Linked DNA regions of Mus musculus: region 1 is linked to region 2. The links are chromatin contacts, found by Hi-C or POLR2A ChIA-PET in ENCODE. All regions are on one chromosome and are shown on one strand. The core of a region is the stretch at or near the end of the contact, and the rest is flanking DNA. Distances in the headings are between cores, read along the strand shown. Region 1 holds the start of Plpbp (pyridoxal phosphate binding protein). Region 2 holds the start of Adgra2 (adhesion G protein-coupled receptor A2).

Region 1 (3,627 bases), core at 122-2,621, 43 kb before region 2:
GTGGATATAAATATTCTGAAGACAGTTTGCTGCCATGTCCATTTAGCAAAACAGTAGTAGTAGGTTCTGTGTGTGTTTATGTATATGTGCAGATAGGTAGGTAGGTAGGTAGGTAGGTAGGTAGGTAGATAGATAGATAGATAGATAGATAGATAGATAGATAGATAGATAGAGGCCCCACCCTAAATCTGTAGTATTTATAGGTCTCATTTTTACATCTGTGTACATATGTATGTATACATCCTTGTGCATGCGCACATGCTCAGACACCCTGGCATTCATGTGGAGATCTGCAGGAGTCTGCTTTCTCCTTCCACCATATGACTTTGGACAGCAAGCGCCTCTGACCCCTGACCTGTCTTATCACCTTCAATTTTTTGAAGCAGAGCATCTCTTTGACTTCACGTCCATCCCAGCCTTCACGAACCCTTTAAACTTGACCCACTTATTCCTGACTAGTACTTCCCAACTGCAGCTCCACAGCCAGCTTCTCATTAGGCTCACTCTGTAACAGCCTTCTGGGCCCTTTCAGGTTTTGGGGTTTTTTTCACTGTGGTGACAGCAGTATATGAAGAGGCATTTACCTTCAATATCATTACTCCTAAAGTCTGGGAATGGAGAGAGAGCACTTACTGCTCTTATAGAGGTTCAGAACCCAGCACCCATCTATCCACTCATCAGTTCCAGAGAGTTCTATGCCCTCCTCTGACCTCTGTGGCAGTTCACAGACTTAACGTTCAGGGGAAACACCCACACAACAAAAATATAAATAAAAATATTTAAATTAAAAGGGGGCTGGAGAGATGGATCAGTAGTCAAGTGCACCTGTTGCTCTTGCAAAGGACCAGAATTCTGTCCCCAGCACACATGATGGCTCACAACCATCAGGTCGAGATCCAAAACTCTCCTGGCCATGGCACCACAGATACGACGGTGCATGCACATACATACATGAGGACAAAACAAATCAACGCACATAAAATAAATATTTTAAAAAAGAAATAATAGCTGGGCAGTGGTGGCACACGCCTTTAGACCCAGCACTTGGGATTTCAAGGCCACCCTGATCTAGAGAATGAGTTCCAGGACAGCCAGGACACAGAGAAGCCCTGTCTCGAAAGAAATTTAAAAATGGGAAGGAGAGGGGAGGGAAGGGAAAGGAAAAGAAGAAAGGAAAAAGGAAAGGAACGGAACGGATGAATGAAAGTTACTTTAATGTCTTGGTTTATACCGGCCCGCCCAGCCCTTGAACTCCCTAGGAGGCTTTCAGTCCGGGTAACCTCCGCCTTCCCCAAGATGGCGCCCGCCTGGGTGGCCAACCTCCGCTGGGGAAGTGGCTGGATGGTGAGCGGCGATTGGACCTCTCAGGAAGGGGGCGGGACCGGAAGGTGGGCTCGGTGAGTCGCGGGTCCTCCGGGCATCCTCTTGGGAATGTTGAGAGGTGGCAGCATGACGGCGGAGCTGGGAGTCGGGTTCGCGCTGCGGGCCGTGAACGAGCGAGTCCAGCAGAGTGTGGCGCGGCGGCCGCGGGTGAGGACCGGCGGAAGGGCACTGGGGAGGGCTGGAAGGGGGACACCTACGTGGGACGAGGTGTCACGGTGACGCAGAAGGGGCTCCCGGAGGGGCGGGGGCTGCAGAGGGGATCGCTGGGTTTCCATGGCGGTCGGTCTGGCCTTGAGGATCGGGACTTGCCGGGAGGTTGGCTTGGTTGGAGAAAGGTGTTCATTTAGGGCAAGTGACTCGTATCCAGGCGTCTCGCCATTCGTCATTGCCCTCGGTACCACCACGCCATTCGTCACCACGGTACTAGAGCCCTGGGAGGGCCGTGTCCACCCGCGATCACGTGCGTTGCGGCGGCCGCGAGCCGTGGTCTAGCTGCGCGTGAACTTGACACACACAGAGCGGGCGGGAGCTGTCAGGTGCCCTGTCACAAGCGTTTGTTATTTTCGTATGGTTGTTATGTCCCCCATTGGACTTCTAGACCGGTGCCAGTATCTGCTTTTCTCCATGCAAATTAAGCTACGTTATGTGAAGTGAGACAGAAAAAAAAAAAAAATCAAACACCTTTCCTTTCTGATCTAGTGTTCATGGTCTGAGATTTCAAAATGATGCCTGAAAACCGAAGGCTGAATTAACATAGTCTTCTCTTACCTGATGTCTGGGCATGTCCAGTTAACTACTCTAGCCCTAGCTAGGGTTCCTCACAGGGGAAGGAAATTAAGAGAGCCTTGGGAGTTCCTACCACCTTCCTGGTACCGGAGTTCTCGGGATTTCCCTAATGCAGCCCGCCTCGGGAGTTAGGCCTGCTTGACCGATTTGTCTCTGGAAGCCTCCAGTTAGTTCATCATCACACTAGGAATTAGACACAGTCAGTCCCTCAGAAGGAGGCAGCAGGAGACCGTGTGGTAATTGATGTGACGTCTCCAAGTCCTTGAGAGCACTGTGGTTCTGTGACAGTCTCAGAAACGGTGGGGTAGACGTAAGGAAAGCAGGGAAACCCTTCATTTTATGTAATGGATGTGAGGAGACTTTGCGTGAATCTAATCCTGAACACTGAGTTGTGGGTGTCTCGTTGTCAACTCTGCTGACTGTTGGTTGATTCATAGACTGAACAAGGCAGTGTATGTCTTTATCTCAATTGAGCCTCTTCCAGGGTGAGTGGAAGCGTTATTAATAATTACATCAGGACCAAAATGAGTTTCTAAACTATTTACCTTCGTGTATCAGAAGCCAGAAGTGACCTCCCTGCTAAACAGGATGTTGCCTTCCCTTCATGAAGGATGCTGCTGGGTTTTGTTTTACTTTGTTTGTATGGGTTTTTTTGGTGCTAAGGATACAACTCAGAACCTCACAAATGCTAAGCAGACCTTATGCCACTGTTACTGTATCCTTGATAAAAAATTTGTGTGTGTGTTACATTTATGTATGTACAAGTATGTGTGAATATGTGTTATATGCATGTATGTACAAGTGCATGTGTGTTATGTGCATGTATATATAAGTGTGTGTATATATATATGTGTTATGTGCATGTATGTACAAGTGCCTGTGTGTTATATGCATGCATGTACAAGTACATGTGTTTGTGTACACGGTATACTCATATGTGCAAGTGCACATGCCATGAGTGCACACGTGGAAGCCAGAGGTTGATGTCAGGCATCTTTCTCTATCGCCCTCCACTTTATGCTTTGACACCCTGCATCTGGAGCTAGCCAGACAGCCAGCCCCAAGGATCCACCTGTCTTGCCCCCATCCCCACCCTGCCACTGGGATGACAGACAAGGGGTACAAAACTTGCTTTTTATATGAATATTGGAGTCTAAACTAAGGCCCTCATGCCTACTTAGCTACCATTTTCCCACCAAGCCATCTTACTCACTGCAAACCCTTAAACCTCCAGCACTGATTGACATGCAAAGGAAATCCGCAGGCAGGGTTGGAGCTCCGTGGTGTAGCACCTGTCTCATGTGCCCAAACTCCAGGGCTCTATATTCAGTACCAAAAAGAAAAAAGGAGAGTGGATCTTATTAGTGCCAAGCTGAGATCTAGGCCGGTCTATTTTACAATGTGTGTTATGTTGGTAGTGGTGGTGTTTGTTTGTTTGTTTTGTTTGTTTGTTTGTTT
Region 2 (3,478 bases), core at 101-2,600:
CCTGGGTCCTCTAACCCCAACCTTCTTTTCAGTTGGCACTGCAGCACCTCTAACACCCACAGGCATTAGCTGTTGGTCATTGTTACTGTTGCTTTTTTGAGGTCATGTCCATAGGCACTTTGACTCCCCAGTGGTCAAAAGCCAGATCCTACCTAGGACTGGCCCTTCTTCCTCCTTCTCTGGCCACGGTTTACAAGCAAGGCTCAATAGACTACACACCCCTAGGTGTTACATGCTGTGTCAAGTCAAACAGCTAATAAAAGACATGGAGGGGGGCTGAAACCTATACTGCGATACCCTGGCTGGTGGTAGAGTCTGCCCACACCCTAATATAGATCCCTGGGCCTTCTCTTATTTTCCCCTTACTCATTTACTGCCCTGCCCCAACACACACACACACACACACACACACACACACACACACACAGTGTTAACAGGAGGATAGCTTTGGCAGTGTCTGCCTTAACCTTTGACCTCTCCTTGGCCTAATGACATGCACCTCCCGCTGGGCAAGGTCAATGCTCACAGGGTAAGATCTATGGCCTCCTTGTCTCAGTCTTGTGCCCTCCTGCTGTGGCTTCAATCCAAGTCTGAGGGGTGGGAACAGGACTGTGAGAGTCAACTTATAGATCGGCTCATCGCGACAGGGGCCAAAGAGAAACCTTAGATCCTGAGCTAAGTTCAACCCCTTAACCCGGAGCACCAGACTTCCCAGGCCAAACCAGAACTTCAACGAAAGTCCTAGAAAGAGGGGTGTAGGCTGGATGAGAGAGCGTTTTTTTTTTGTGGAAAGTGATGGTTGCCTTACAAGTCTGAGCTGGGCGGTAGAGAGAGAAAGTCCTGGCTAGTAGAAAGAGTCGTGACAGGACAACAGTCTTGGTTCAGGGTAGGTGATGGGGTATAGGAGTGGGTGTCTGCTCAAGCTGTCTTCTAGGCTTGCACTTGAAGGAGGGCAGCCGCCTGGCAGGGTATCAGGCGGCGCTAGGGCCTCGCAGAGTGACGAGGCGGTGATGGAGGCGGGCGGGGGCTGGCGGCGGGAGCTGAGCGGCGCCTAGCTGCCCCCATCCATGGCACGGAGCTGCGGCAGCGGCGGCGGCAGCAACAGGAGCCCGGCACGATCCGCTAGGTCTCAGCCGCGCGCAGGGCGAGCCGGCCACGCGCAGGGACCAAGCTTCCGTCGGCTCGGAGCGCTGCGCTGAGACTCCGGCCGCGCCGCCGGGGGCCACCCGCGCTGCGCTGTCAGCGGCGCCCGCGTCCCTCCCGGCCCGGGTGCTCGCAAGCCATGCCCCCGGAGCGCAGCAGCGGGGACCCCGAGGCTTGCCTCCGCCCATGGCCCCCCGCCCCGCCCTCGGGCGCCCGGGACTCCCGCTGAGCACTCCTCCCGCACGCCCGGGTCCCTCCGGCCGGCGAGCCGTCCGGCCCCTGCGCTGTAGGTCCCCGCGGGGCGATGGGTTGATGGGCGCGGGGGGACGCAGGATGCCGGTGCCTCCCGCGCGTTTGCTGCTGCTGCCGCTGCTGCCTTGTCTTCTGCTCCTGGCTCCTGGAACTCGGGGTGCGCCTGGCTGCCCGGTCCCTATCCGCGGTTGCAAGTGCTCTGGGGAGCGGCCCAAGGGACTAAGTGGCGGCGCCCACAACCCGGCTCGAAGGAGGGTGGTGTGCGGCGGTGGGGATCTCCCCGAACCTCCAGATCCCGGCCTTCTGCCAAACGGCACCATCACCTTGTGAGTACCTTAGTTTGTGCCGGGTATGGTCAATTAGTGGGACTTAAGTGGGGGGGGGGGGGGGGGCGACGATCTTGCCACTTGAGAGCCTGGGGAAAGTCTGAGTCCAGGCGACAACCGGGAAACTCGAAGTTCTAGGATCAGAGAAACCCCGGTATGGCCCCAGAGCGAGAGGCATCGCGGAAGCCTGCTCACCTGCACAGGTGAAGTGCGTGTGGACGGTGGAGGGACCACTCCGTGTCCCTTGTCCCAGATTGGCTAGTGTTGCAGCCTTACGAGGCCCTGAGCTGGGTGAGAGTGGGATCGGTGTCAGGGACCCATTAGGTGGCTGTGGTCCTCACCACCTTTGAGGCTTCGGAGCCCGCATGACAGGGAGCCTGCTGGTTTCAGCTAGCTAGCCTGGTTCCTCTAACTGGGATAACCCAGTCTGCGGTGCCCCGCCCCGGGCCTGCTGAGCTCTGCTCCCAGCCCGGCTTCTTGGGCAGGGGAGCCTGAGACCGCTAAGCCTGTCCTTGGAATGCAGGCGCTTCTGATCTGACCCCGTGCCCCATCTCCTCTTGGGCTCTCTCCCATTGCGCATATAGTTTGGCTGTTTATCGATTAACTTAATTACTCAACGATTTGGTAGGAAAACCTGACTGAAGGGAGGCACGTGCCTCCCGGCCTCCTTCCATAGTTCTCCCTTCAAATCGGGGCCTGATTAAACCCTTGCTTTCCTGGCCCGCGAGCACCTATGCTCTTTAACCCGAGTCTTAAGTCCCGGCAACCGCACTCGGAGAGCTTCCCGCACCCCAGCGGTTTCCTGAGCTGACCATATGCTCCAAGTTCCACGCGACGTGGTTTAAGGGTCGTGCCCCGGCGGCGGCTCCTTGCTTTCCTGTTCAGGATCTAGCCTAAAAGCCGCTTCCCCTTCCCTGTCATCCTGACCCTGGAGAGAACCTTTTCTCCAAACCACCCCTCGCCCAGGGCTGGGGCTGGTTTCATGATTGTACCCAGAACAATACAGTAAGTCCTGTGGCGGGTTCAGAGGCAGCTGGCTTCCTGACAGGACACAACTGGTCAGCTTGTGATGTTGGCCGGCTGGCTTGCATTTTCTCCATCCAGCTGGGCTGTGTGCCTCGCAGTGGAGACTGGATCTCTTCTCTCTCCCACCTCGATGCAAGCTCTGGCTTGCAGCCCTAGTGGCTGCTAAGGCGGTTCACAGTAGGTCTGAGTGTCATGATGTTTAAGGGTGCTGAAAAACTTGGGCATTCCCCAGCTTACTTAGTTCTGGAGGAGGGAGGAAAAAAAAAAAGTGCTTTGCTGTGAGAAATAGCTGGCCAGCGTTTGTGACACACAGCTGCACCGTGATAGCTCGCTCGCTCGGCTGGGGGTGGAGGTGATTTGTGTATGGGCACATGTTCCAGAGGCTCAGCGAACTCACATGTGTGGGAGCTGTCTCTTGTGTGTCTGTTGGTGGGGATTAGGGAATCCTAACATGGTCAAGGCAGAAGGGAAGGGAGGGGGAAAAAATAGAAAAGTGGTTTTGCAGGACATCTTAGACTGATTTGGCCACTAATGCTTTCCAGCCACGGCTAATTCCCATCTACGCCACTCAGAGGAGCGGGACCAGTTCTTGGTGAGAACATATCGTGGCAAAGTAGCAGCAGACTTGGCTTAAGCCCTTCCTGCTCCAGCCTTAAGCCCTTCCCTAAGGAAGGGCTCCTCTCTCCTCTGGGCCATTCACCTAGCTGGCTTACAGTACCTTCCAAAGAGAC

What was found. Hi-C counts contacts between places; a loop is a spot of excess contacts on that map. ChIA-PET counts read pairs that join two places held with the same protein, here RNA polymerase II (POLR2A).
Region 1: a map of heart shows a loop between it and region 2 (1.9-fold over the local background). The contact joins the promoter of Plpbp here to the promoter of Adgra2 in region 2. A Hi-C loop is called at or near these places in 5 of 37 maps with a recorded cell type or tissue (heart and left cerebral cortex). POLR2A ChIA-PET finds 5 or more read pairs at or near these places in 4 of 5 experiments (Patski and embryonic stem cell).

The regions. Positions count from the first base shown.
Region 1 is chr8:27,041,184-27,044,810 of GRCm38, forward strand. It overlaps Plpbp (pyridoxal phosphate binding protein), which reads left to right and starts at 1,372. Exons shown (of 8, transcript NM_054057.4): 1 at 1,372-1,530. The coding sequence starts at 1,432.
Region 2 is chr8:27,084,491-27,087,968 of GRCm38, forward strand. It overlaps Adgra2 (adhesion G protein-coupled receptor A2), which reads left to right and starts at 1,351. Exons shown (of 19, transcript NM_054044.2): 1 at 1,351-1,721. The coding sequence starts at 1,456. Gm39151 (a long non-coding RNA gene) reads right to left here. Exons shown (of 3, transcript XR_870285.3): 3 at 1,779-3,478.